Linked DNA regions of Mus musculus: region 2 is linked to region 1. A link is a loop called in an ENCODE intact Hi-C map of the cell type or tissue named here. Cell type or tissue: left cerebral cortex. All regions are shown on one strand. Links, peaks and the distances in the headings refer to the core of each region. The heading gives the core; the rest is flanking DNA.

Region 1 (15,713 bases), core at 3,780-11,779:
AAATCAAGGCAAGTGAAAAAATATAAAATTCTCCAAATAATTAGCATTAAATCACTTTTCAAACACTACACAAAAGGCCCAAGTCAGCATCTAAGGCTTTTCTTCTTTAGAAAAAATATATACCCGTGATTCCAGCTATCTAGCCCAGCCACCCCTCCAGACTCCAACACAGTATCTCCTAAGACTTTAGTCTAACCTGTGGGAGCCTTGCACTCTGTCCTGTGCTACAACATTTGTAAATACAGAATGACAAGTATCATAAAAAGTTCACTCTTTAAAAATAATGCTGCAAAAAGAAAAACAAGAAAGCCAGGAGTCACAGTGGTGCTCGCCTTTGATCCCAGCACTCATGAGGCAGAGGCAGGTTAGATCTGAGTTCAAGGATAGCCTGGTCTACACAGTGAGTTCCAAGATAGCTGGGGCTACAGAGAGAGACCCTTCAAAATACAAGCAAATAAAATCGTAATAATAATAATAATAATAGTTACACTGCCAGCTCGAGGGCAGAGTAAAGCCATGCTCATCCTTCAATCTTTTCAGTTCAGTAAATGTTTATGCAAACAAACAATACCAAGTTGATCAAAGAAAATGACTACAGATGACCTGCTGTTAGCTTTATATTAAAATTGATTACTTAAATATAAAAAGATGTTTTGAAAGTAAGAAGGGATGGGGAGTCTGTGCTCTTAACCCTGTCCTACCCGTGAGGAAAAAGTAAATCTTACCCTACACACGAGTCGCATCCCTTCTATATCTTCAGATGAGAGTAACTTAATCTGAGAGGTACCTTTAAGAGCCTGCTCCGATTCAGACATTCCTGGAATGGAGAATGCGTGAGTAACACCGCACCACACACAGGAGTACAATTCCGCAGCACATTATTCACTGAAGGTGGCAACGGCTGACTCCTATGCACAGTACTAGTTTATATGGGGTGCTGGGGGCATGGTAGTTTATTTTCTTAGTGTTTTCAACACAAAAAGGAAATAAAAGAAATTATAAAGAAAAAAAACTGTCTAAAAGTTCCTCTAGGAATCACTGACTGTCTACAGAGTACTTCCTACATGCAGGCAGCACACTGCTGGACTCGGTAACTAACGCGTTCGACAAGCACAGCACAGTGGCACTGGTTTCATGGCCTGTTTTCACGATGCCTTTACACACCAACAACTAATCGACTATAGTGATGCTGTAAAACCAGAACCAGTCAATGCCACTCAAACTACTCAAAATCCTAAGGATTTTTTGCTTTTTTTTCTTTTAGTTTCATGTGTACAGATATTCCACACGCATGCCTTGTGGCCATGAGGACCAGAAGAGGGCATCTGGTCCCCTGGAACTTAGAGGAGGCTGTGAGCTATCACGGGGGTGCTAGGAATTGAACCTGGGTCCTCTAGAAGAGCAGCAGTACTCTTTTAACCACTGAGCCATCTCTCCAACCTAGCTTATGACTTTTAGTAGCTGTACCTCCCATCTGAAAAGTGAAACAGGAAGCCAAGTATCAGATTCTATAATATGCAGCCCAGGTAAATACTGCTGTGAAGTATCGGATTACTGGTTCTTATGCACAGAGATCGTGGCATAAAGCCCGTTTCTCACTCGGGTCATAATAAAAGTTTGGGAGATACTGCCCAAATAATCTTCATTAATGAAATTAGTCTACACTAATTTAAGTTTTATATAAACTTAAAAGAAACAGTCAACACAGCAACTATTTCAAAATCTTGGTGCGGTGGGTGTGAAACAAATCAACCCTATTTGCATTCTCTGAAATAAAAAATGCGCAAACAAATGTTTCTGCAGTTTTTTCTGTGTGTGCCACCCGTGTGAGCTAGCGCGTGCAGGCCAGGGAGAGGACTGCATCCCTGAAACAGGAGCCACAGGGCTGAGAGCGCTGCTAACCACTCGGCTAGCTCCCCAGCCTGATTCACATCAAAAGATAGGGCTATTAATTCAATACTAGAAAATGAATGACTATCCAGAATGATAATCCTCATAACATGGACAGCTACCACCTTAAAGTATAAACGTCAAATCAAGATGAACATCATAGAATGATTATTAGGTGGCACAATGCTATTCTGGCTATACTAGAAAGAACAAAACCATAAAACTGAAAGGAAAAAGATCCAAGCTTCATCCATCTCAGGTCTTACACGCAGACCAAGGAGAAAAGAAGCGCCTGGCATATGGATGAAAGGATCGTTTTCCACGCTAGCAGGTAAGATGTCAAAATCAGGAACTTTACCAGAGTACAAACAAGCTAAACCCACTAAAATACCCAGAACAAATATAAAAATAAGAGCTTCAAAACAGAACTCTGAAAATGCCACTGTAATACACAAAAGGTTAATAAAACAGAAAGCATACCCTATTCTTGAACAAAACACAAGATATTAATTCTTCCAAAATTAATCTATATTATTAGTTAATTTAAAATGCCAACAAGATAGTTTTAGAAATCAAGACAAGCTTATTTTAAACTTAATACAGTAAAAGAAACATACAATACTCCGGAAAATTCTGAAAAAAGGCAAAGGTGACAGGAACAAGGCATATACATATGAACACATTTCTAATGGCCAAGTTTGGCCGTGGCACATAATTAACCAAATACCACCAAAGACGTGTAAGAATTAAATACAATAATACAAGTCACATTTATCTTACTACACACACAAACACTGAAAGTATGTCATTATATAATGACAAAATAGTGTTCAGCTGAGGAGAAAACATTTCTATCCTATATGTCATTGTTAATGTACAATGAATATTTTAGAAATTGGGGGATCTAGTAGTCTAATGGAAAAAGAAGATACAAATATGAACAGACACTCAAAAGGATAGGAAATATGACTTTTAATACATGAAAAGATGTTAAACCTTATAATTCAAAGTTGCAAGCTACAAAAAATATATATAATGTTTCAACTTTCAGGTTTATAAAGACCAGTAAAGCTTGACAGCAAACAATGTGGAGACAAAGGGGGAGAAGCCAATTCTCCCGTTCGCTTTTCTCAACTGGACCACTGAGGAAGGGTGTGTCACCCTCGCACAGGGACCCCGCTGGGCCTCACAGAATCATTCCAATCTTAGTCTATTTTCTATCAGAGAAGTGTGCTCACGTTTTTAATCAGAGTAATAACTGGCAAAATCTTTGAAATTTCTAGAATCTCAAAATAAAAAATAGAAAATAGAATAAAATAGAATAATAGAAAATAGAAAAATAGAAACTGCAATCAAATTCACAGAAGCAAAACCCTGCAAATAGTCTAATCTAACCACTCATTAGTAGGAGCCTAGTTGATAATTATGATACACCCACACAATGAAATTAAAATTACAGAACCAAAGAACTTACACGAACTCAAATGGAATACATCCAAGGCAATAGACTCACAATAAAAGAAAACTAGACTGTAAAAGGTATATGTGGTGTGTTCACTCTGCATATAACCAGCGCTGGACCTGATGTGGATTCACAGTATCTAAGGCGTGCTCTTAAAGCAGCTACCTCTACAGAGCAGACCTTAATGCAGAGCACTATTCTATTAAAGGTATTTCTTTAATATAAGTTATTACTATACTCAAAAGAGAGTAAAATTACAAATGTCCACATTATTCTATCATTCCTACTGCCTTCTCCTTATATTTATCTACAATGAATTTAACAAAATTTTGAGATTATATATAGAAATATAATATGGCTCCATGAGTCTAAAGAGCCAGGCAGCTCACTAAACATATACACAGGCGCACTAGGTGCATACGGTGACAGAGACATTTAATCCCACACTCAGGAGGCTGAGACAGAAGGAGACTACATGTGAGGCCAGCCTGGGCGAAGCAGTAAGATCATGTCTCAAGACTGAAAATCTGTAAATGTTCTAAATTTTAAAATAAACAAATAAATCAAGTCAAACTGCTGATATTCAACCATTTCTCATTTTTGACATGCAAAATCAATTAGCCCCTAGTCCAACCTAAATACTGTACAATTCCAAAGGTCAGAGACTAAGTCCACTGACCTGGGTAGCAAATTACTCATCTTCTCTGCATGTCTCACTAATATTATCTATAAAATAGAGAAGACAACAGAACCTACCTCAGAAATGTTGAAAGTATTAAATGGAGTAACACGTGCAAAGAACTTAGCACAGTGCCTGACACATAGTTAAGCAAAAATAAATATCAGTTACGATTAAGGAATTCTCACCGTCACGCTCACCACAGCTACCGTTACACCACCATTACTAGTCTCTCTCATACTGCCACAGCCCAAAGTTCCATTCACTCAGGCCTTCACAATCTACTTTTGCCTTAATTTAGCTAAGAGCAAAAAGAAAATATAAACCTTCCCCTCCCATCTGGCAGCTCATTTAACACAAAATATAGTATTTTTTAATGTAGTCTTTAATAATAATAAACACTGTTTTCAGAACTGGATATATTCCTAGTGAGGAAAAAATCTTTACCTTAAATGTTCTAATGTGGCTTTAAAAAAAAGATACAATGTTTACATTCTATGTCCAGCCCTGAAAACTCCCGTACAGATAATGAAGCCCACAAACTGCACACTGTGGAGATGAGCCAAGCAGGACTTACCTAAGGGATGGTCAGCATAGTCCGGCCTCTGAATGTAACTGGGCACTGGCCGTGTTGGCATCTAAAAACAACAGTGAAGTAAGCTCAACACTTCTTAACTAACTGAAGAGTTCCAGTCCAAGCTTTTCACAGTCAGTTTTGGCTGACATGTCAGTATCCTAACATCCATCTCGCTCACCGAGAGGAAGTTTATGTTCTAGCCTTGGCGGCACATATGTTTGAGAAAGAAGGAGAATGGCCCAGGCGTCCACACTTTAAGATTAGCCCTGAGGCTGGAGAGACAGACAGACAGACGGCTCAGTGTTTAAGAGTCAGCTCTTCCGGTCTCAGCATGCTCATCAGGTGGCTGACAACCACCCAGAACTCCAACTCCAGAGAGACCGACCCCACACCTCTGGGCTCTCCTGATACACGAACTCATGTGCTCATACCCGCACAGAGATATAAGCACATATTAATTTAAGTATTAGGAGCAGTAAATCTTAAAAAAAAAAAATAAAAAGCAGCAGCAGTTGCTCCAAACTGGCAAGCTGGTAACAGTAAGAAAGAGGTGTCCAGGGCAAACATCCCTAGAGGGAGAATACAGAACTTCCTTATGTATCTGGTAGTTTTCCAGATTTTATACTAAAGACATATTTGGTTTTTTTTTTAAGGTAGCAATCAAATATGCAAGGATAGCAAATTTCAACAAGTGACTCTCACATTAAAACTCTTACGTTCAGAGGATGTGCTTGCACACGCCTTTAATACCAGCGCTTGGGGGACAGTGGCAGGTGAGTTTGAGGCCTGCCTGGTCTACACATAGTGAGTTCTAGAACTGCCAGGGCTATATGGAGAGACCTTATCTCAAAACAACAGATCGCTCTGGAGTCCTATGAAGAAACTAATCTTGTACTGAAGTGAAAGCTTCATCTACTGGCTGGGTTTCCCAGTTCTGGAAAGGGCGAGCGAGGCAGGGGAAAGTAACCAACACTTGCCCCGCTACGAACCCTTCCAGCTAGAGCAATGAGCAGCCTCACCCATGTACCTAGTTCAAAAGTGGCACAATGCTTTGGGAGTAAAGAGTCTACTTATCATTGGTTTTAAGGCTTTCCCCAATCAGGCAGAGGTTGTGGACATCTGCAGCAAGACAGCATTGACTGTACATGAGAAGCCTGTTGCACACAAGACCTGACAACAGCAACAGCTGAGAGTGCATGCATACAACTTGTGCAAGATCAAACCAGCCAAACTGCAGCATGGCTGGAGGAGCCCTAGGCACCCATGTCTGTATGAATGAGTCCCTGACAATGGGCCTGTGCTCTGGTGAGCGGCCCACCCACGTCACACTGGCAGTACTAAGTGGACTCAATCAGTTTTTTAAAGTCCATGAAGTTGTGAGGGAAATGTAGTAGAGAAACAATGGAGGAGTTAGAGCTGAGCCTGATCAAACCACATTTTATTTATGCATGAAGTTCTCAAACAACTAAAAAGAACTTTTGAGTCCAACAGAAAGGGTTAGGAGTGGTACCTAATCCATTATAATTAGGTCACAATGGGTCATATTAAAAAATTGTAGAAAATCAATAGCATACACCATTCTTCTATAAAATTAATAAAGTTTTAGTCTTTACATCTAAAAATGTTCCACTTCTTCCACAACTGCCAACCGTCCCTGCTAGCTCCTAAATGATACGGCCCGAGAGCTCGAATGTACATTTCTTTCTGAAAACAACCCTGTTCATGATTCGCTACTAGAATAACACTTACAAGCACCAATCTCAGAAAACTGAAAATTGTTTTATACAATGTTACAATCTAATTACTTTACATACTCACCAGTGGATAATGTGGCCTGAGTTTACCAGTGTACCGATAGCCTGCCCATGGGTCAGTGTTGACATCACCTTCTACAGTCCAGGAACACACTTCTCGCTTTGCCTTTTCATCTTCTGGAAGAGAGAGAGATGGACAGATGTGAAAGGAAGGACAGAAAAGAATGCTTCAGACAGTAGGCTTGAACAGCAGTTTATTTAAATTCTCATTAGGTGGAGCAAAAATCTAGCAAGCATCCAATCTAACCTGACAAAGCCTTCCGCCCCTCTCAGATCTCACTGTCGGGGAAGACCACCTAGACACATGCTGTTCAGTCTCAAACAGAGCAGCTTTCAATGGTTACACTTTCTACAATGTCAATTCATACAAAACTCATTTTAAGATATCAAATAGGAGCAGAACCTTCCCACTGAAATCAGATTTAACAGCTGAATTCTATTGTCTTATTATTTAAGATCAGTGATCTTAAACCACCCCAAAGCTTACATTAAAAAAAAAAAAAAAAAAAAAAAAAAAAAAACCAATATCCAACCATTCATTGGCTTTTAAGTGAAGGTTTTCAATCAATACAAAACCATTTTTGAACCCAGGACAAAAACAGACTCCATTCACTGTCACTAGATTCAAGTACTACTGAAAATTCTTCAAAATGACAATTTATGCTTGCTTTAGGTAAAGTTAGCATGAAGTGGTTTGTCTGAAACAGGAACCTCTAGGAATATGTCTTTTTAAATCTACATTAGAACAATCAAGATTTACTGAGCACAGTGGTACAAGTTGAGAACCAAGGCAGGAGGATCATTAAGTTCAAGTCATACTTGAGATTTGCTCTCCAATACCTCACATGGTAGAAGAAGAAAACCATATCCCCCAAAAAGTCTTGACTTCCTTCCACACACGCTGCATGGAATGATAAATGCAATTTAAAACCGACAACAACAACCCCTTAGCTTCTGTCTCAAAACAGACTCAGAGGTTCTGGCTTAGCCACACTCCCAGGGAGGAGGAAGAAGGAACCTTTCACACCCAAAGCCCCTGCTGGTGAGCTCAGGCCCGTCACAAGCACCATTATTTTCAAAGGAGAATTGAAAGCAGGGTGCACAAAGCCACCAAGACAAACAGGAGCTGAAACACAGGAGTTTTTATCTAACCTCTCCACAGAGCTCACTAGGAATTCGCACCTGAAAGTTTAGGTAAGCTTTCATTTCAGGATCCATTCCATCTGAGCCTCAAAGGCTAGACAAGCGCTAATTCCTAATGATCCTGAAATGAGCTGAGGCTGAGAGCAAAACTCAGTAAACAGCTGTGAAAGCAAAGGACACTGCGCCATAGGTCCAGATAAGATACAGGCAGTGGGCCAAAGAGCATCAGACTTCATTCACGCTACGGCCCAAAATACACGACCTCCAAGGCATACACATCCATTCAAGGGAACGGCCAAAAGCGGTTAATTCCTCCCTTTCTGCTCGGGTGAGCTTCCGCTTACACTACGTCAGAGACTACAGCTCCTCCTCTGGACAGCCCAGAACTCTCACTAAGCTCAGATAATGCTTTTTACCACTATGAAAAATATATCTTTTTAGTACTTTTATTTCCTTCTCCTTCAAAGTTGGTTTGGCTAACCTCAGATACTTTGGTAAAGCAATCTAACAAACTTTATTAGACCAACTAACACCTAGAAACATGCAGAAGAGTGCAATGCACCAAAATCATTAAGACAGAAAGTTCACACCAACTCCACGTACTACCTGGCGAGCCTACATCCATCAGATGGTATGCATAGCAAGTCCTTGTCACTCCAGGTAACCATGTCAGGCTGTCTCGGGTCAGCCACAGCAATGACTAAATTTACAGGGTGAGGAGCTGATACAGAAAAGCTATCCTGAATAAACATCATATCAGTGTGGCTGACAATAGCTAAGCAACAGTCATGTAAGATACCCCCAAAATAAACAGGGTACGGTGACACATGCTTATAATCCAGCACTTAGGAGGTAGAAACAGGAAGGCTGGGAGTTTAAGACCATTATCAGCTACGGAGCAACAGATCTGGCCAAATAACATGAACATGTACTGCACCCTCAGTCTACAATATGCACACATTTCTAGCAGCGCCAAAAGACTAGGGCACTATCCGGTACTAGCCAAGCTAGAGCCACCTCTCTTAGCGACGATCTCATGTTTGCATATTAAACCCATGAACAAGATCAAGCAGATCTAATTCACATATTTTATCACATATTATCAAAAAATCATAATTCCAGATGTCAGGACCATTCTTTCAGAACACTCGAACACATACTTTCTGTAGTAAAGGAAGTCCTGACACTAAGAAAAGGCTCCACTCCAGGCAAAGGGCATAGGATACACAATGTTACTTACTTGCTTTCTTATGTAGTAACTTGTGAGTGGCCCAGCTTCCTTTAAAGCATTCCTAAAAGAGCGAACAAGAAAATCAGTGCCAAGCCTTCCTTCATCAGAAACACTTTAAGGACTATTACAAGGAGGAAACAGTTGTTGGTCAGGCAGTGGTACAGGTCTTTAATCCCACACCTCTGGAGGCAGGGGCATGCAGGTGGGATCTACACCAGCCAGGACTACCTCAAAAATATAAAAATAAATACACAGACTAAAACACAAAGGTTTGTAATATAAATATTTAGAGAAGGCTTAATAAATGACATCAACTCATAGTATCAGTTCAGGAAGTAATCTAAGGCTAGGGTTATAGTTCAGTGGTGGAGCATTTGCAGAGTACATAGTGCCTTCAATACCTAATACGAGTATTCCTACCCCACCCCACCCCTGCACCGTGTTTGAACACTTACTCCCTAGTTAGTATTATTATTTGGTAAGGTTGTACAACCTTTAGGAATGAGTCCTGTGGAAAGAAGTATGTCACTAGGGGCTAACCTTGAGATCTGATGTCTGGTCCCACATCCTGACTGCAGATATAATGTGACCAACCCACCCCATGCCTGGCCCACCAGTTTTCACTATATGTCACTAAAATGGATATTCAAGGAGGGATGTTTCTCTTCTTAAACTGTAAGCTTGGGCTGGAGAGATGGCTCAGCGGTTAAGAGCACTGACTGCTCTTCCAGAGGTCCTGAGTTCAAATCCCAGCAACCACATGGTGGCTCACAACTATCTGCAATGGGAACTGATGCCCCTTCTGGTGTGTCTGAAGACAGCTAAAGTGTACTCATATAAGTGAAATAAATAAATCTCAAAAAAAAAAAAAAAAGCTGTAAGCTAAAACAACCATTCCTCCTCTGTGTTTCTTCTGTCAGGAAGCTTTAAAAAAAGTCTTAACTCTGGTTACGTATCTGGAAATTAACTGTCAAGTGGTCAAGTCTGGAGCCTTTTGGTATGTTATTGCTAGAATAGACCCATCCTTACATAGTCCCGCCCTCCCTTGCCCCTCCCTTTTCATAGCACTATGTATTTCTTTATAACTTAAGCCATGGAATTAGTTATAGAATGTTCACCTTACTATTTGTCTCCTGCACTGCAAGATGGTAAGGAACCATCTTCTATTTACTGCTGAATGCCTGACCTGGAGCCCAGTACTTTACTTGCAGTGTAAGTTGGAGCCATCTCCCAATGAAATATTTCCAACATTTATGTCAAATTGTGTGCACACACGAGTGCATCGTTTCCTCTGCTTTCATATCTAGTGTCTTTAGAAAGCCTGCAACGTCAACAATCCCACATCACCAATATTTTTTAAAGACTTATTTTTGTAGGGCGAGAGGTAGGGCGTACACAAGCGTACCCACAAAGGACATGAGAACCCAGCTTAAACACAGAATGAGAATTATCTCAAAAAAAAAAAAAAAAAAAAAGAATTTACCCAAATGTCCTAACCAATACTTATTCTCAAATATTTTCACTTCTGTTTTCGGTCTGTTTTCAATCCATGAGGCTGGAGCCAGAGCAACTCATCAGCAGGTAAGAGAACTCACGTGTTGATGCTGCAGAGGACCCTAGTGCAGTTCCCAGCACCCACAGGGGGCCTCACAACCATGCTTACCCATCCAGGGGATCTGAGGACCACTTCTGACCTCCAAGAACACCATGCACTCACACTGTACACAAACATACATGCAGATCCAACACTCCCACACATGATCAACAAACAATAAGGTGATAAGCATCCTGAAACCATTCACCAGACACTAGGCTAGCTAGTCCCATGTTCTACAGTAACCCTCTTCCCACCTCTAAGGATGGTACCATCCACCCATAAGGACAGAGGCACAAAGACTGTGAAACCCACGCATGGCTTTAATCACCCTCTCCTCCCACTGACTTTCTAAGGTCTGATGGCCACAAACAGTAGTGTATTATTTACTTCCGTCTCAGCTAATTACCTGGCTTAGGGCAAGACAATGAACAGACGAGAACCTGGCTAAATAACAGCAGTCAAGAAACTCAAATTTTAGCTGGGCGAGATGGAATATGTCTTTCACCCCAGCACTTGGGGCCTGAGTTCCAGCCTGGTCTACAGACTGAGTTCCAGAACAGCCAGGACTACACAAAGGAATCCTGCTTCAAAAAAACCAAAGAGAGAAGAGAAGAGAAGAGAAGAGAAGGGGAGGGGAGGGGAGGGGAGGGGAGGGGAGGGGAGGGGAGGGGAGGGGAGGAGAGGAGAGGAGAGGAGAGGAGAGGAGAGAAGAGAAGAGAAAAGAGAGAAAAGAGGGGAGGAAATAAAATTTTAGTTCAGTCAAAATCAACAGATACTTTGCCTAGCCTATCATCCATCCTTTAAAAAGATAACGCAAGTGTAGAATCCCACTTTCCACAACAGGCCCACTCCTTTCATCCTTCATGTAATGAACTGAGCACATATTGACACAAGGAACTTCAGAAAACACAACAATGAAAAAAACCTCAGCTCTGTCGGGCGGTGGTGGCGCACGCCTTTAATCCCAGCACTTGGGAGGCAGAGGCAGGCAGATTTCTGAGTTCGAGGCCAGCCTGGTCTACAAAGTGAGTTCCAGAACAGCCAGGGCTATACAGAGAAACCCTGTCTCGAAAAACAAAAAACAAAACAAAACAAAAAACCTTACAGGTGAAGAAAAAAAAGGTATAGACAACTGCTACTAATTTAGTAATACAAACATCACAACCTTTGGATAATGGGTCTTATTCCATTAAAGGAAGAAAATTTCTTAAACTGAAACAACTCAGATAAAAAGATTTTTTTTTATTAAATTTTGTTTTGTTTTGTTTTGTTTTGTTTTCTCAAGACAGGGTTTCTCTGTGTAGTCCTGGCTGTCCTGAAACTCACTCTGTAAACCAGGCTGGCCTCGAACTTGGAAATCCGCCTGCCTCTGCCTCCCGAGTGCTGGGATTAAAGGCGTTCACCACCACTGCCCGGCTATTAAAATTATTTTTATAGTTTACTTTTCTGGTTGGTGCCCTACCTATTCATTTCACCTATCAAAACCATATGATAGGAATTCTTAGTGCTCCCATTTTCAAAAGAAAATTCAAACCAGAAGTCACATGGACAATGTCACACCGCAGAGGTGCCGTTCTCCTTTTCAGATAGTTACTCATTCATTCAAATGTGCTGGCCACCGGCTGCCTACAAGTACAGTGACGGGAAGGAGCACTGGGCCATGAGGAGGATAGCTCACCTGATCGAGGACACTGCTTAACTGGTAAGGTAACTGCAGGCCATTACATGGTGCTATAAAAAGGTATAGTTTGGTTGGCTTGGTTTGGTTCCAAAGACAAGCTGGCCAATATTAGGGAACCGAAGAGTGAGAGGAGGGGAAGAAACCTGAAAAGAACACACCCGATGGTGAGGAAAAGCCTTAGGTTCAGCACCTTGTAACTGTGTTTAGGAAAAGTTACAGTGACTCCATCAAGGTGGGGCTGACAGAAGAGCTGTGACTCCAGAGGACACTATTTTGGGTAAGTAAAGAATATGGACACAGCCCTTACTACAGCAGGCGACCCGCCTCGTGTGAGAAGAGCTGCTCTAATGTGGACTCAGAACCTACAACAGTAAGAAGCTCATTACTGCATATGCAGGAGCCAACCGTGGGAAAGCCGACTCGGACACTCAGACCTAGTCTGGTCCTGTCTGAGTGGTTCGTCTATAAAGTGAGGAATTACAGTGGAGAGAGGAACTGCTACAACTGACTCAGTGACAAATTTCACAAGCTAGCCATGGGAGTGGGTATATTTGATTTCATGGCTATCAGTAATACTAGTATACACATACAGACTCCAGCACAGACTACACTCATAGAGATCTCGGATGCTCTACTCGTTCCAACAGAATGCCACCTATGCTCGATGGACAGTATGCTTTTAAGCATTTATATATTCCATAATTTGTAACTATGCTGTCTTCCCCACTTCTCTTTCCTCCCTCCAACCCTTCCCATAAACCTCCTTGCTCTTAATTTCATGGCCTCTATAACTTTGTAATTGTGTGTGTGTGTGTATGTGTTTGTGTGTGTGTGTGTGTGTGTGTGTTTGTAAACATATAAATATGACCTTCTCAGTCCATATAAGGATCCTAATGTGTATGTGATTTCTGAGCTGACCTCTTGGTACTGGATAATCAATTTGGGAGCTAGTGTCAGTACACATTAACCCATGCATGCCACCCAATGGTTTTTAAGATTTCATTTCTATTTTATGTGTATGGATGCTCTGCCTTCAAGTGTGCCTGTGCGCTATGTGCCTGGTGCCTGAGAAGTTTGTGAGAACCACGTGGTGCTGGGAACTGAACTTAGGTCCCCTCAAAGAGCAGAAAGTGCTCTTAACCACTGAGCCATCTCTCCAGCCCAGCCATTTTTTGTTCGTTTTCTTTCTCTTTTTTTGAGATAAGAGTCTCATTATTTAGCAAGGGCTGGCCTTAAAATTCACTAGGTAAACCAGGTTGGCCTAGTAGAGTTCTGCCAGCTTCTGCCTCCAAAGCACCGGGATTAAAGGTGTATGCCACCACACCTAGCGCCTCTCAACTTGAAACCCCTGAATACGAACTATATACATTGATCTAGTCAGATGGCACACAATTTTCATAGCAAATTTTTGTTTTAAATCCAGATTCCACACAGAACTCACTAAGTTAAACTGGAAAACATTAAAGCCACAAGAGGCCCTGCACCAGGTTAATAGCTCCAAGGCTATTTTCAGGTCTCTCTCCTCCAAGTGCAAAGCTTGGAAAGTGATGTCAGCAAGGTCAAGGGTCATATACTCTCTAAAGGCAAGATCATACAATAGTGAAGGACTCTTGCAATGGTTTACTACAATTGCTAAGGCTTTTAATCATTGGCTTCATCTTATTTTATCTTTCCATCTATTTTATCTTAGAAAATAGTTGGTTTTGCTATTTTCATATAACTATTCTTCCCCCCACCCCACCCCCGCCCCCACCCCAGAACCCTGGCCGTCCTGGAACTTGCTTGTACACCAGGCTGACCTAGAACTGACAGATTTGCCTGCCTGACTCCCAAGTGCTGCGATTAAAGGCATGTATCACTTACCACTGGTGACATAATTATTCTTCTTCAACTTTATCTAGATACCAGCATTAAATTGTAGTGGAATCCTTTAAAAAACAAAACGTCTCTAAATGATAGGGCTACAGGGTCTTCCTTAATTTCATTGTCAGCACAATCTTGTACAATACAGAATGAAAGGTACCCTCATTCTCTCTGTATAGAGTAACACTGAAACTGGGGAACTTAAGTAATTTCACTTACTCAAGCTCTCAGAAAAACTAGCATGCCAAGGTCTTTGGCCTATTAACTCCCCTCTCCCAGGAACCTGTCAGTTTATTACCAACGTACTTATATTCTTCTCCTCAACAAATTGTAACTAAGAGCCTAATAACCATCTACTACTTGCCTTGCCATTATTCTGAGTCTAGAAACGCGATGGGACACAAATACTGTTCAATAAATACACACTTCTGTCAGGGCCCCACTCAGTGCTAGGTTTGCTCAGTTGCACAAAAACTACGTCGGAGCCTTGAAGCACAACCCCTGCGGGACTGTCCTTTCTACTCCAGGAACTTCAGTAACAGAAGTGACTCATCTCTTTACCTTACCGGTTCTCAAATTAATAATCTGAGATGCCAACGGAAAAGAATGAATTACACCGACCTCTCTCCACGCCTACACTCAAAGTTACTTAAATGTCAAAGCGCGGTAGTAAAACACAAAAGAAGTGAGACTGAAACAGCTCTCCTCTACGGGAGACTGCAGCCACCCCCAGGCCCCGGCAGGTCGCTTCCGTCTCCGTCCGGGATTGCAGAGACACCGGAGAGAAGCCCCGGGAGCGCGGCCAGCGGCGTCCAGACCCGACCCCGGCTCGGCGGAGGTCTTGGGCTACCGGCTCCCGCGCGTCCCTACCTGCGCACACACCTGGCCGCCCACGGGACCGCGGAGGCCTGGCCCGAACCCGCCGCAGGTCAGCTTCCGCCCCCGAGAGCGCCGGCGGCCGGGCTCCCGGCTCCCGAGGCCCGGGCCGCTCGGAGGCCCGAGCGGGAGGCGACAAGGCCCAGAGGCGGAGGACCGGAGGGGCGCGGGGTGGGCGGCTACCTGCGAGCAGAAGTACGAGCCCTGGATGCCCAGCTTGATGCAGGTGGGACACTGGAGCTTGGCCTCGCTGCTGCAGCCGTCCGTCTCGCACACCCGCGTCTCCACCGCCGCCATGCTGCCTGGCTGCCGGAGGAGGGAGGAACCGCCACAGGGCGGGGAGAGGGACCCAGCCGGGGAGGAGCTCCGATGGCAGGCCTAGGCGCCGGACCGGGAGGACCAGGGCCCGCCCCTACGCAGCGCGCCCCCGCCCCCCTCCGCGCACGCGCGGCCAGGGCCCCGCCCCTTAGCGCGCGCTCACCTGCTGCCCCGCCCCTCCCTCCGGTTCGGCCGACCCCCCGCCCTGACAGCCACGCCCTCTCCGCGCACGCGTAGTGGCGACCCGCCCGGCAGCCTTTACGCCGCCTCCCCTGCCCCGCCCCAAGGCTTGCGGTGGCGGCGACGCCACGTGGGGTCAGCGGAGATCCTACACCCCATGACGTTGGGACCCCGAGCGTGAAATTCTTGAGCCTTCGGTGTTTCATTCACTCGCAGGTGGTTGGGAAGGGCGTGGATTCCTCAGTTTGGTTCGCCGGGAGCTTCTTGGGGACTAATTCCCTTTTCTGAGTTCCGCTTCTCTCTGCCAGTGTTCTCCTCAAAATAAAAAAGAAAGAAAAAATTACGCTCATTCTTAAAAAAATATCAATGGACCGAGATGGGACTGAAATACGCTCTTCCTCA
Region 2 (15,713 bases), core at 4,552-12,551, 720 kb after region 1:
AGAGTAGTTTTTAAAAATACCATGAGTAGACTAAATTTTTAGTTCAAAATTTATAAGTTGAGCCACATGAGATTTGAACTCAATACCTAAAGTGTTTGTTTAATATACTGAATTTCAGTGTCAAATTTGCCAATTTATAATTTTTAAAAACTATGCATAATCCTTTTTAAAGATGCTTTGTTTAGTCTTTATTATTTTTTTTAGAAGGAAAGTAGCATGTGATGGCATCCCTTCCCATGGACCCCCACCTCACTTGTCTCTGGCTGCTCCTCATGGAACCCCACCTTACTTAACTCTGGCTGCCCTTTCTTCACAGCATTTATTACAAGGGATAATGACATCATCTCACAGCTTCAATGGCTCTCTCTCCCCATTTTGTCCCTTCCAGCAAAATTTTGCATGTTAAATTTTATTGAATAACACAGAAACATTTCCCTTATTTTACAAATAATGTAAAAATGTGACATATATATTATATATATTTACAGATTCTTCTCCTGCACACATCACCTCTCCATTTTAACAGATTTATACCAATAGCCTGGCACATGCCCATTCATATTCTCCACATGCTTATGCATACATTTGATATTTATATTCCTTTTATATTGCTTAGTTTGAAAAAAATGGTATCATGTATTTTTTAAAATCTTTTTCCTCAACAATATCTCATGGGAATTAATATTATTAACTGGAATGCTAAACCTTTAAAGCGCCTACACAGTGTCCTGTCTTGATTCTGTCACAGCGTTAAGAGGCATTTTTCTTGCTCATTTGTAATGTTTTGGATGAACAGAAAGAAAACGTATGTCTATGTACTTGTGCATGTATATATATTATGTGCTATATAGCATTACATTTTAAAAATTACACTTTGTTTTATGTGTGTGTGTGTGTGTGTCTGTGTGTATGTGTGTACACATGCATATATGCTATGACATTATGTGGAGGTCAAAAACCTTGTCTTGGTTTTACTTCTTTTGTCATGATCTTTTCTGTGGTTCAAATGTCCATTAGTTGGACGGTGCATGTGGTTTCTATACATCATTTTAAGCTCTGGACAGACTGCGCTCCCATCACCCACCCAGGTTCCCTTGGATCCATGGATGAAACACACACACACACACACACACACACACACACACACACACACACACGCTTATTTTTAATATACCTTTTAGCTCAATGGCCAGGCACTTTTAAGCCTCCTGTGGCTAATGTGACCTTACCTTCACTCCCAGCTCACCACCTCTAATCCTGCCCTCTGCTTAGCTGCCCAGTTTCCTTCTCCTTGCTCAGCACCCTAAATATGCCCTCAGCTTACTCCCACCTGCTACCCAGACCCAGTCGGGGAAGCAGCCAATGTTTACTCCACCTGAGATCTCACGAGGCTGGTGGCTTTCTCTCCCTCCAAAGCATGACAAATCTTTTCCCTTCTCTGTCTCCTAGCCTGCCTGTGAGAACCTGGAAGTCCCACCTCTTCCACCCAGCCATTGGTTGGGGGCATCTTTATTGATCCATCAAGAAACAAATGGAGACAGGACCTTCAGTGTTCACATGCAGATTCCCAATCAAGGCATCAGAACCCACTCCTTACACTTGGATATTAGTTATTTTGACCTTATCTTTCAAGTTTATGATTTCTTCCTTACCGATTTGATATTTTTTATGTTTCTCAGTCTACACATTGACATACTCATTCACAGTTCTTTCAGGCTAACTTGAATCTCAGCAATAGCTAGCTGTTGCTTCAATTAATCAACACAGTTATGCACCTGGAGAGTAACATTTAGCTTTAAAACTTATTGTGGTGCCCTTAAAACTCCCAAAATCTGTTTTGTAAAAGTGATGTTCATTTCTGCAGATGAAATTGTTGCCTTGCAGGCTTACTGCCTCCATCTGCTCACTCAGGCCTAGTCTTGGAAGCTTCTAGCCTCTGTACAATCTTATCTAGGCCTAGAATAATTTCAGCCTCTGGGACTTACTGCTCAGTAAGCTCACCCTTTCTTGCTCTTTCTGATCTCTGGCTGGCTGGTTCAATTTAGCTCTTCTGGCTCAATCTGTTCTCCAAGATGACTGATTTAATCTGCCTTCTCATTTGGCCTTTCCAGAATTGCTCTGCTTGACCTCAAACTAACTCTAGCAATGTGTTCTAATCTTTTGGCTCCTTCTCATTTGTTGGCTTGTTGTACTTAGCTTGTTCTCTCTCTGCAACTGTCTCTGTACAACTGTCCTGGCAAAACTGCCTCTTTCCCCTCATTTTTTTCTCCCCCCCTCTCTCTCCACTGCTCATTTAGTAGCTTCTCTTACTTCTCTCGTCTCATCAGAGTTAGGCCTATCCTATTCTGTCAAATCTTTGATTCGCCATTGTGTCTGCCAGCCAATTAGACATCACTTTTAAACTTGGGTGCTTCCTTCTACAAACTACCTTTACCTAATGTGTCTCGGATTGAAGATGTGTACTAAGGGCATGTCTGTTTTCCAACCAAAGGGATAAATTTACTGTGTGCTAAGGGTTGAGCCACACCACAACAGTCTTCCCTCCCTTTGGTAAATAATAATACCGGGGTTCACAGTGCGATCAAGTATCCTGTAACACTGCTTCTTATTTTGCTAGTTGTTACCTGTCTCTTTCAGTAATTTCATTCTGTATTCTAAATTTTATAATTTTGACCACATCCTCCTCTCTTTTGGAAATACATATATCAAAACCCTGTCTTGAAATAAACAAACAAACAAACAAACAAACCAATCAACTAACCAACCAACCAACCAAATCAAACCAAAGCAAAAGAAATAATTCTGGTTCATTCTTTTTTTTTGGGAAAAAATGGTTAGTAATGTTTTGATGGTCTATCATATTTTAAAGTCTTAGCTCTATCTCATCAAATTTAATATAAACTAAGCTGGTATAGAAAGTAGTATTGCTTGGTTTTATTCCACTCTGTATTTTATTTTGCTTCTAAACATGTATTCAGTAAACATTAAAACAATTCTTTAAAGTGTACTATGCTAAGCACTATGGGAACAGAAAATAATGCTCTCTAGAACTTCATATTAATAGCTGAACAGTAGCAGGAGAGCAGTTCTGATCTTTGAACAACTGCAGAGGTTTGTGACCAATATGTAACTTGTGTGGCTGGGGAATAGTGGAATACAGGAAGAGAAAGGTAAGTAGGGTTGTTTAAGCAGAAAAATGCTGCTTTTATTCAAGGTAAGCCACAGGAAATTTTCAAGCAGGGGAGTGATGTTCAGCAAACTGTACTTGGTAAGGTTAACCTAGCTGCACTGTGTGGGCTAAGCTGCGTCAGAGATTCTGGAGAGAGGCATTCCATTTGAGCTATTAGAAAAAAATCCAACGGTGCTCAGAGCATCAACAAAATGGCAGTGAGAATGGGATGAGGAGGTGGATTTCAGCAAGATCGCAGAGGTGGAAGTAACAGAACTTGGCAGTTGTTTGCATGTGGGAGGAGAAGTCATGTAAGAGTTTCACAGCCTTATCTATGGGATGAGGTTTGTTCTTTAGAACAGAAATGGGAAGAGAGAGAGGGAGAATCAGGCTTCCTAAAGGGGAAAAAGAATTTAAGATTTAAGTCTTGGCATAGTCCTTATGAAGTGGTTGTGGGGCATTTATGTTAGGTATTAAACAAACACCTAGATATGCATGTATCTCAATGTATACAGCAGTTGTGAGAGAGAATAAGATATAATGGAAGAAGAAGAAAAACAGGGCAAAGAAGAAAGAAAAAGAAAGAGACACCAAGCCTTCTTGAGAGGGAGAGGACTGCATCTTTGTTCTTCCTGCCTGCTGCCAATAGCACTTGGGGCTATAGCAGGTTATTCTTGGTCCATAAAATGATGTTAAGAAGGGGAGTCACCATCAAGGTATGGAGAGCACTGTGATTGGGCATAACGATACTCTGCTATAATGAAGCCTCCATTCCATCCTTGAAAAACTGTCTCCAGTAATTTCTTCAAGAGGAATAATCAAACATGAAGAAAAGTAAACAAACAACCAAACCAAACCAAACCAAACCAAACCAAACCAAACCAAACCAAACCAAAAAAACCAACTGGGAAATGCATGATTTACCGTGAGACCATGCATCTTTGAATGAAACCAAGCTATGGACTCAGGCTGGCTTCATATCTACCTCCACCACTCAGTAATCTATGACATACTGGCCAATACATTTAATGGCCTTAAGCTTCAGTATGGAGTGGATAAATTAATAGAATTTGCCACATTGCTGTAGAAGAAATGAGTTCTTCCTGTCAAGTGCTCACATACTGCTTGGTAAGAACAGGGAAAAAAGGAAGTAATTCTAAAATGCATTTACTGAAATGTAGAGCAATGAAATTCTATACTGAACAAAAATACGTAAAATATACTTTGCAATCTTTGAAACACACAGTGTGACCTCCATCAACATTGATAGGGTTTATTTAGCTCTGTTTGATAAATGTAAAGTGACTCATTCCTTTTTACCAATAGGCAAAGCAATGGAAAATTAAAGTCACAATGAGTTAATGAATTTAGCTTTAAACTGGGCATGGTAGCATATATCTGTAATCACTGTAGTGGGGAGACAGAAGGTAAAATTTGTAGTTGAGGCCAGCTTTACCTACACTTCAAGATCAAGTCTCAAAAAAGCAAAATGAATCAATCAACAACAACAACAACAAAAAATGAAATTATTTTCTAAATCATCTTGGCATATTACATTAAACAGTATTCAGTCACTGGGTAAGTCAGAATTCTCCACTTTCATTTGGCACTTAATATATCATATTTTTAAATTAATCATTTTAAATTAATCTAAATTCTACGTAGACAAATTAATCTGTGTATTTCCTCACCACATAGTTACACTGCATATTTGATAAAGAATCACATTGATTTCATGGAATTTGTTATTAACAAAATTCTGCTTTTGTTCTATATACATTTAAAACGTATTTTTAATTTTATGGCTGTAAGCGTTTTGCCTGAATGTTTTTGCCTGTATACTACTTACATGCTTGTTGCTCTCAGAGGCTTAGAAGAGGGCATTGGTCCCCTAGAACTGGAGTTAAGGTGGCTGTGAGCCTCCATGTAGGTCCTGCAATTTTTAAGAGCAGCCAGTGCTTTTGGCTGCTGAACCACCTCCCATTTTTATTTCATTGAGAAGGGGTTTCACTCTGTAGTCCTGCTTGTCCTGGAACTCACAAAGGTCCACTTCTGTTTCCTGAAGCCTGGGATTAAAAATGCAAGACACCACATCTGCATAAGGCTCCATTAAAAAGTTTATTCTGAAAGGAGGTATTAGGTAGAAATGGAAGAAGCATAAATTCTAAGGTCAGATAAATTTTAGTCCAAACAGCTCTTGCTAACACCATGGAAATGTTCAACTAGAGTGCTGCTAAATAGCATTAAACATTTTTGATTTAGGCACTGTGAATGGCTGGACCAAATTATCTATATTGTGCTTATGGATAATTATAATTAACATTTTTAAGTAGCACACTCAATGAGGACTGTTCAAGAGACACAATGAGAGACTTTTAAAAATATTTACTTTTCTTATTTAAAAGTAATTTCTAATCCGTAAGTGCTATATACTCTGGTTATTGAACCACAAGAAGAAACTTTTTGCTGGAAATATACAGTGAAGACATATTTCCATGCTAAAAATAAAGACTTAAGAATGCAGAATTGTTGGAGATCAAGCATTATAAAATTATTAAGGGTCTGGAAGTTCTGCCATTGATCATCCACTCATCCCTATGAAGTCCTTGAGGAAAGAATGCTCTCCCAGGAGACAGGCTAGGCAAAGAACACTGTGTACCAAGCTGGTATTTCAGGCACAGGTTCCCTATTACAGGTTTGTGAATGAGCTTGAGGTGGTTGCTCTCCCACCCTCTCAATGGTCAAAAACTTAAGCCAGATAGAAGGCAGGTAACACCCTACCACTTCTATTGCTAATCTAACCCCAAATCTACTCAAGGAAGGGGTAATTTGTGCATTAAAGACAGCAATCAGCCAGAGAAGGATATGACTATGTTCCATTGTCATCTCCTCCATGGGACTTGTGAATCATCTCTCAGAAGGACACTTAACTACCATGTTCCTGAAATGACCCTTTCTTTTCCTAAGACTCTGAGCAATGTGACAAAGAAAACAGGTTGAGATGAGAACATTTAGGTAAGGGCTTTCTAGAGTAACTCATTCTCATATATCATGGGAACAATGGCCAACTAGGTTATCTTTAGAGGAAACCTGCCATCTATAGGACCATTCAGCAGTTCCTTTGCATGCTGGTCATGCAAGGACAAAACAGTCTAGGAAGCCAATGAAATCACTGCTTATGTGGTCTGATTTCCAAAGTCCCTTTCCCTGTGTTCATCAGGTGCAATGAAAAGCACTGTGAGATGCTCTTGCTGCAGCTGGACACTACTGCTGGTGGAAAGGGGACACTCAGCTGCACAGCATCGCTCTGTGCTCCATCCCTCTGTACACTCAATGTTAGCATGGTCACTCTCACCCCTGCCAGCATCCCTGTTGGTAGATTTCGAATAAATCCTTTATCTCACTACCTAGGTATTTTCTTCAATTTCTGGACAAATGGCAAGCTACCCTACTGCTATAGCACAACCAGGCTATCAATGCTATACTCTGGCATGAACATGCTGTCTGAATTGATATATTGGCTTTTATTACCAAGAGCAAATGATATATAAGGAATGTCCAATAGGTTGTTAAAGGAAACATGACTTTTAATGACACAATTTTCCATCCTTTTATCTGTGACTCTTTCTAGTATGTCATTGCACATCCATTCTAGTTCTTCTGAATGGGATCTTGCCAGATATATGAGGCAAAACAAACAAACAAAAAACAAAACAAACAAACAAAAAACCCCCACCAAGAACTCTTATGTTTCCTTTTTTGAGACAGGGATTCTCTGTGTAGTCCTTGCTGTCCTGGAACTCACTTGGTAGACTGGGATGGCCTGGTACTCACAGAGATCTGTTGCCTCTGCCTTCTGGGTGCTAGGATTAAAGGCATGTGTCACCACTTCCCAGCTACTTATGAGTTTTATAAGAATGTAGGAAGCATTAAGGTTAACAAGAAAGTTAAACACTTCATTACAAATAAGTTTCCCAAGTGCTTGTGATATTCTCTTGCCATTCTGTATACCTTGCTTGCCCCTTCTTGGGCTATTCATGACCTACCCAGGGACAGGGGCTTTAGTTTTATTTGTATCCAGGTTAACTTAGAAGAGTAAGAGAACTATATACATTTGCCAATAAGTTCTTTTCAAGTAAGTAATGATCCAGCTGTTTAGTAGAAGACATCAAAAGATTCTTAGGAACCACACACACATACTTTTTGAGTATTCTAACAGAGATGCCACAATTAATTCAGAACTAAGTAGCAAACTAAGAATCACAAAATTTAAATATATTTAAGTTTGTATTGGGGACTGAGGCACTCTAGCTCTTTTGTGGGTAAGGCAGGGCCATGGAAGGATTGCCTAAGCCAGTGGTTCTTTACCTGTGGGTCACAACCCCACTGGCAAACTTCTACCTCCAAAAATACTTACATTGTGCTTCCTAACAGTACCAAAGTTATAAAGTAGCAATGAAAATGATTTTATGGTATGGGGCCACTACAAGTTGAGAAACCGTATTAAAGGGTTGCAGCATTCAGAAGGTTGAGAACCACTGGCCTAAGCCTTTAAGGATGTTTAGAAGCTGTGTGGATTTCTTAATGAAAAAAACCAACCAAACACATAGATGGATTCTGATACTCTCCAGCGCCTGTTGCTGAAGATTCAGTGGATCGATGAGGGTGGCTTGGGCTTTTTCGATGCCTTCACCTTACTTTGTAGACAATGTTGCCATTTATCCGTGTCCAACACCAGAAGCAGTTTTTAGCCCTTGCCCTTGACTTGCTTCAGTAGGCAAGCTTTCCCCTTTTCAGATGTTGCCATTTCTTGTCACCCCCCCACCCCCGCCCCCAACCCTCTGCGTTCCCAGCTTTCCTTTAGAAATCTTGATGGCCTGCAGGTCAGATTCAGTAGTGACTTTATTCAGAGGATGCCTTTTTGACAGGAGTGAAGGGGGACTTTGCTGATCCCAAACCCTGTTTTGGGGTCCCGAGCTTTTCTATTCCACCTGTCCCCGCCTCGCTGCCCCGCCCCCCGGGTCTTTCCAGTCACCCTGATTTACAGGGAAGGCAAATCAAAATCAAATTAATTCGCCTCCTTCTAGTGCGTTTCTAGGGCTTTTCTGCGCAGCGAAGGTATTCTGGGACAGGAAGCAGGTGAGTTGAGGCGGAGCTGAGGTGGAGCTGAGGTGCAGCACCGCCCTGCCTAGCGCAGGGAGCTTCGTCAGACTCTACAAGACATCTCCGAGCTCTGAGCGCTCGACCGGAAATGCTCCGAGGCCGGTGCCGGAAGTGCACCTACAGGCCCGAGTCCTTCCGGCCTCTGCCCTTCCAAGGTTTCCGGGAGGCGGGGAGTGGGCGGAGCCAGAGCCGGAAGTTCAGGCGGCTAAGCCCGGTCTCTGGCGTGACCCGTGAGCGCTGAATTGAACGCTGGCGGGCTGGCGGGCGGGTCCTCTGGCTGCTGTCCTCGCCACTTTACCTCTGTGCCGAGGACCCGAGGGAAAGCTGACGCCGCTGAGCCAGTCAGCACGCAGCTCGCACTCTAGTCCCGCGTGTAGGGACGACGCAGGCCGCCTGTCTAGTTTCCGGTCCCGTGGGCCCCGCCCCTCATCACTATGTATGACCGTGCTCCGCGCTGGCTCGACTGTGCCAACCGCGGCAGCACCGAGGAGCACGTGGGGCCTGGGACCTACCAGGTACCTTTTCCTAAGCAGCAGGCCACAGGTAAGATGCTGATGGCCAGCTTGCGGTGACAGACGGCCCGCCTTCAGCCTGCCCTCAGGTTAAACACAAAGTCAAAAAGGACCACTGTTCAGAAATGTAACACGTCGCAGGTAGAGACGATACTAGAACCAGGATTTTGATTCCTTGGCTCTTGACTGTATGACATAACAAGTTTGTGACTGTATGAAACACAATACTTGCTTTTGCACACACTTTAATCAGATTTATTTACCACGATGTAATTGTTTACATTTCTATTCTGTATTATCACTTACAAATTGGATCCCGTCCCCAATCTCCCCCACTCCCCGGAGTGAAGTTATCTGACCATCCCTGGCTTTATACTGAGACCCTCTTTCTACATTCTGTGAAAAGTTATAGCCTTCAGGGGTGGCCTAGGGACTAATAATTGAAGTAGTTAATTGCTTTTCTTCATTTCTCACCCCCCCCCCCCCCCCCAGTTTGTGAATTAGGTCCAACTTTTAATAAATATTTCTAATTCGGTCTCTGCTTTTAAAGTTCTGGTTTTTGTTTTTGTTTGAGTTTAATACCACCCAAATTCTAGTGGTTTCTTTTGTAAACCTGCATTTTTCAGTAGATATAAAATACCTCCTGCCCCCTTAAAGTTCCAGGAGTGAGTACTCTGTTTACATCCCTGCTCCATTATGGTTAGTTTAAGTTTCTCTGGACATGGTAAAATTCTGTTTGCGTTTCAGATCTCAAATTTTACATCTTTTCAGCATCTGTCCTCAGCATTTTTGGTACCTATGCCAAGTACTGTTGAGATGGTATAAGCATGTATTCCCCAGCATCTTGTGTTTACCAGTGACCATCTGTAATGGGCACACCTATGATGCTTTTGCACACCCATAACTTTTTTTTTTGACCTTTATTTTGGTACAGCTGACCACTTTCTTTGTTGCTTTCTGTCTCATTTTTTTTCCTGCTGTTCAGTACCTGACACATGATTCGGTACTGAAGCAAGGAATCATGTTTTATTTTTCTTTTTTTCCCACTAATCATGCACAGCTAAATTTATAAGATACTTAGCTTTACATCTTGTTCTTGTTGCTTTGCTCATTGTACTCTCTTATTCATATCTGTTACTTCAATCACCATTTATATCCAGCCACTCCCAAGTGAAATTCTTTATAGAGATAGAGGTGGTTTATGTCTCTAAGTTTCCCACAGGCTTAAAGTCTGCGTCGTTGTCAGTCACTTTACAGACATCCTTGCATGGCTGGTCTAAGCTTTAGAACTCTAGCTTACTTTTTTTGCCTGGCCATTTCTCTTGGCCTTTAAGACCATTGGTTAAATGTTCACAATCTCTCAGAAATTCTTCCCCTTTGTTCATAGCTACCCAATTTAATACAATCCAATTTATTTTTTCTCAATTAAATCAGTAGCATGTTGTTTCTGTCTCAGTGTCATAATTTTATCTTTCATTTTGTGTTTAGTAGTATGTTTAAAAAACATACATTATTTGAAAAACAAAAAATATATTTATTTTTGTTAACGGCAGGGTTAAAAAATCTAAACTCATCAATGGTAGTAGAATTCTTTTTTGTTATCACCCCCGGTCTTGTGTTCCATTTAGTCTGATCTTTCCAAACACCTGTACATGCTCCTACACATGACCTACAGTTCAGCCATTCTAACTTGATAATATTCTTAAGATCATTTTTTGTCACTTCTGTTCTTTTGCACCATGTGCCCAGTGTGTTCTATGCTCCTACTCCTCCTGGCTTGCTTCTACTTATTCTTGATATTCAATTGAAATAAAAATCTCTGACTAGTCTTACTTTTCCATCCTTCTGGCTTATGGTAACTTTTTTGGTAGCAGTTTGATTCTAACACACACACACACACACACACAAAAGCTCCACCAAAATGTAAACTACTTGAGAGCAGGGATCATGATGTTTACTCCATTCTTAGTTTTCAACCCAGTAAAACAATATTCTTAGTGAAAAATACCTTGTAGTAACGTATAAACTAGTGGACCACATTAAAAGTTTCTATGGGGTGGGTGAGATGGCTTAATGGGTAAAGTCACTTACTGCCAAATTTGATGACTTGAGCATAATAACTCTTAACATCTTGTAAGATGACTCTTACAAGTTGTCATCTGTCTTCCACATGTACACACACACACACACACACACACACACACACAGAAAGACAGACACACACACACACATAACACCTTCTCCAAAACACTATGGCTTTTGTTACTAAAGGGTAGTATGTAGGATATAGTCAGCCCTGTATACTAACTTAAAGGATTATACTTTGTTCACTTTTGAAGTATGTTTAAAAATTCTGTGCTTGGGAACTCTGAGGAGATTGTGTGTGTGTGTGTGTGTGTGTGTGTGTGTGTGTGTGTGTGTGCGCGCGCGCGTGCATGCTATGCTGTTCAGGGCAACATGTTTATAATTGATAGAACAGGTGTTTCTGAGCATTTTTCTGCTACATTTCTCGATGAGATAATTTAAAAGCAGCTACCATGCTATTTCATGCATGTTTATAATAGGTAATTTACTGAACTGTGCAGAGCTGTCCATCTATTTCAATGAAAGATTAGGTGTATGTTAAGAGTCTGATGTGGAAAGGAAAGATGGAGGGACCTTGTGTAACTTAATTCTTACAGCAAGCCTCACAAGAGGGACAGATCTTGTAGTGTTAGGATATTCTCAACCTAGTGGTCTCCTTTTTCCTCTTTATCTTACTTAGCCAACCCTCCAGTATACTAGCTCCATGTTTTCCTACTTAATATACTAATTGATAGCCTTGGTTTTAGGTCATTTGATCAGGAATAAACTTAAGATTTGTATCCTTAATGGATCAGGACTGAGCTACTGTGTTTTTATGAGTGGGAAAGAGAATGGATATTCAAATTCCACAGGCAAAAAAGAGCTATGTCTTGCTTTTTTTTTTTTTTAACTAATCTGAGAAGGAAGCATATCTTCCTAAAGCAATATTTCCCTAAGGAGAGGTAGCCTAGTCTACCATCTTATCACATGAGAAAACAAGTTCTTTTAAAAATACATGCCTATCCTGGTATTGTGTCGGGAGTATTTCATTACTTTTTAAATGTACTTTCAAAGTGAACAGCACCCAACATTAGCTGTCTATGTGGAATATGTATCAGTCAACTAAACTGGAAAACAGCATCTTCTAGTTATTTTCTTTTGCAGCATTCTTCTTTGAAGGAGTTTTATCTGCCACCAGTGCAGGGTGGAAGGAGATTTATCAGTGGTCCTGTAGATGCACCTATATGTTTATGCTGACAAGAATGATTTTATTGTCCTAGCTAGTCAGAATATAGATAATGCACATACCAGGGAGTGCAGTTGTGACATAGGTTTAGATAATTAATGTATATGTGATTGCTGTGTACACTGGTATCTCTGCAGATGAATGCCTGTTTCAATGACCTTGTTGTTTTATATGTGAAGAACGCCCTTTGCTTTGTGGCTGTCATTGTGGCTGCATAACTTGTCTTTTCATCACATACTGGACACCTTCTTTTGTAGAATGGACTTTTATTGCTTTGTGCCAGTCTGATTTATCTTTTGCTGTCGGCACATCAAACTCAATATATCCCAAACTGAACTCATTCCTTTTAAATCTTTCCTTCTCCCATGCTCTTAATTTCCCTTTTCTGTCAGTTTGATTTATCATTGTAAGGTACCACTTCATATGTCAGCTTATTTATATACCCCACATCAAATTCTACTAATGTGAATTCTCTGGAGCACTCTTCTTTTTGTACCTTAGACATTGGCAGCATAGATAGTATGATAATTGTCTTTACTTAATTTCTCCATCATTTGAAATCAGGTTTTTATCTTTTACTGTACTTTCTTTATTACGCAGGCTCATAGAATACATAATACAGTATACAAAATATCCAGTATTATGAATGACTAACAAAATGTATAATATAGAAAACCAGTTATTCTTTATTGTTGATTGTGAAGAGTATTGCAAGACTACCTTATGCCTGCCAGTGATAAAAGTAACAACACAGAAGGTTTTAAAAAAATATTTTAAAGCTTAGGTCTTTCAGCTAGAGCAATCTCCCAGCTACTCTAACCCCACCAATCCTGCCATTATACTCTGTTATGTGGTCAGTCCTACAACTCTGCTCTGCTCTAGTCCATCCATCCACAGGTAAGGAAGAACAAATACTTACACAATATGAGACAGAGGATGGGCTATAGAAATAACAATACCGAGGACCTGCTAGTATTTCACTCTCTTCCAGTACAGAATTAACAATTGAATATATAGAGACACACCTTCACACACTCTAACAGCAGAGTATTATGGTAGTCACCAAACATCCTGGTTGTATGTAATTAGTCTAGTTTTAGCACTTGAGAGCCAATGTTTGGGGAAAACCAGGTGTGATGGTTTGTATATTCTTATACCAGGGAGTGGCACCATTTGGAGGTGTGGCCTTGTTGGAATAGGTTGATGATAATGGACTCTGAACCTGTAAACCAGCCCCAATTAAGTGTTGTTTCTTATAAGACTTGCCTTGGTCATGGTGTCTGTTCACAGCAGTAAAGCCCTAACTAAGGCACCAGGCCAGTTGGAAATTCTGAGAAACATGTAAACATTAGTACACAGCTACAAATTAAACGGAAGAGGACCTATCTATGTGAAAATTATCACTACAGTTGTTTTTATTTTGTGTTTTTGTTGTATTCATAACTCCATGTATACTTGAGCTCTGTAACAGAAGATTATGATTAATTTTGGAAAATTCCAATGAAGATTTTATGAATACTAGATTTCTTCTTCATTGCCCATTTCTTTTATATACAGAGTTTAAAACCACACATATTTGTTATATACTCTAACATCAATGATCTGAGGAATGGATGTATTATGGTGTCCTTTTTCACCTTCTTAAAATACATTTAGTAGGCTACCCAAATTTGCTATTCAAATATGTCTAGTACAGTGATTACTTGTTCTGTAAACTTTTGTTTAGAATTAGACAATCAAGAAATATTTACTGAGCACCAATTATGTGCCAAAGCATCATCAATAACTTGCTGTCAATCTGGTTTAAATTATCTCCATCTCAGTTCTCTCTCTTTCTCACTCTCTCGCTCTCGCTCCCTCTCCCTTTCTGCCTCCCTCTACCTCTATGTCTCTCTCTCCCTCTAAGTCTCTCTTGGTGCATCCTAGGTATGTGCTCTATCACTGAAATACTTCTTTAGCAATGTCTATAACTTTATTTACATACGTATATGTATCACACACACATAATATTTGCTATTTAAGATCACAGAACAGTGGTAGATAAAATGTTTTCTCAGCTAAATGTAGCTGTCACATGTGATTAGAAGAGGAAGAAGGCTGGAGAAGCAGCTCAGTGGCTAAGGTTCTTGTTGCATAGGCATCAGCATCTGAGTTTGTATCCCAGTGCCCACCTGCAGTCATCCACAGTTGTGTGGTTCTGTAATCTCAGTGCAGGGCTAGCTAGGCCAGGGCCGGGGATACACTGGCAAGCTAGTCTAATCATCATTTGAAAAGTTCTACGATCAGTAATGCCCTGTCTCAAAGAATAAGCTGGAAAGGCCTGGAAGAAGGCCCCTGATGACCTCTGGCTTCCATACACTTATCTACAAGTCAGCACATTTAGACACACATATGTACACATATGGATAACACATTCACATAACATACACAGACAGAGAGAGAGAGGGAGAGGGAGAGGAAGAGGGATAGAGGGAGGGAGAGAGGGAGAGGGAGAAGGAGAGGGGGAGGGGGAGGGGAAGGGAGAGGGAGGGGGAGAGAGGGAGGGAGAGAGGGAGAGGGGGAGGGGGAGGGGCAGAGGAAGGGAGAGGGAGAGGGAGGAGAGGGAGAGGAAGAGGGAGAGAGGGAGGGAGAGAGGGAGAGGGGGAGGGGGAGGGGAAGGGAGAGGGAGAGGGAGGAGAGGGAGAGGGAGGAGAGAGAAAGGGGGGGGAGAGAGAGAGAGAGAGAGAGAGGAGAAATTTTGTTGTTTAGTAAGGTCACTCCTATAGGGTCTCATATTTAATAGACAATAATAAGAATTGTCATCTTAAATGAGAATTTTAAAAGTGTTATAACTTGTATGAATAGATTTTAGTTTTGAAAATATAGTCTTAATTCTGAGGGTACTAAATCTGAGAATATTTTCTCAGAAATCTCTCTGATCTACTGTTATGTGTCAATAGAGTGACTGATTTTTTTTTTTTTATAGGTTGCTATGCACCATTTCTTTCTTTGAGTTCCAAAACAAGTGCTTGTGTTGTCTCCTCTGATGCTGGCCAAGCTGTTCCAGGTCCAGCACACTACAACGTATCACAAGCACAGGTGTGTTTACAATGTTATAAGTGGCTGAGTTAAAGACAACCATGTTTTCTTAACCAGATCCAGAGGCACACATGTATAACTCCAGCATTGAAAGTTCAAGGCTAGCCTTGACTACACTGTACTACACATTTATAACCCCAATATTGCAATTTTAAGACTAATCTTAGGCTAAAATACCAATAAAAATCAGACAAAAATGCATATTTCTTGTCTCAATAATAAAGTGCCATTTCCTGTATTTTATTTCCTTCCCCCATATCTTTCTCTTTTAAATCTTTATTTTCATAATTTAAATAATAGAATGTAAATGCACTTGCTGTTGACTTCCTGTGTGTTTTTCATGATTTTTGATGGTTGTATATGGTTGTCCCAGGGAGTGGCACTATTATGAAGTGTGGCCTTATAGGAGTAGGTGTGTCACTGTGGGTGTGGGCTTTAAGATCCTCTTCCTAGCTGCCTAGAAGTCAGTCTTCTCTTAGAG

What was found. Hi-C counts contacts between places; a loop is a spot of excess contacts. Peaks named below come from ENCODE experiments on the same cell type or tissue, not always from the same donor. Only the 100,000 strongest peaks of a DNase experiment are listed, where the experiment ranks them.
Region 2: it touches region 1 in a loop (3-fold over the local background); 4 of 42 quality-filtered maps call a loop at or near these places.

What each region holds. Positions count from the first base shown.
Region 1 is chr3:138,474,262-138,489,974 of GRCm38, forward strand. It overlaps Metap1 (methionyl aminopeptidase 1), which reads right to left and starts at 15,121. Exons shown (of 11, transcript NM_175224.4): 1 at 14,997-15,121; 2 at 8,806-8,857; 3 at 6,427-6,539; 4 at 4,609-4,669; 5 at 726-817. The coding sequence starts at 15,110. Gm32553 (a long non-coding RNA gene) reads right to left here and starts at 13,800. Exons shown (of 2, transcript XR_001784010.2): 1 at 12,072-13,800; 2 at 10,149-10,974. In left cerebral cortex, for the core only: a CTCF peak has its summit at 7,451; a DNase peak (open chromatin) is centred at 7,882.
Region 2 is chr3:139,197,133-139,212,845 of GRCm38, forward strand. Stpg2 (sperm tail PG rich repeat containing 2) reads left to right here and starts at 8,761. Exons shown (of 14, transcript NM_198659.2): 1 at 8,761-8,875; 2 at 15,120-15,232. The coding sequence starts at 8,767. In left cerebral cortex, for the core only: a CTCF peak has its summit at 8,433; DNase peaks (open chromatin) are centred at 7,572, 8,504 and 8,718; H3K4me3 peaks cover 1,294 bases; H3K27ac peaks cover 1,136 bases.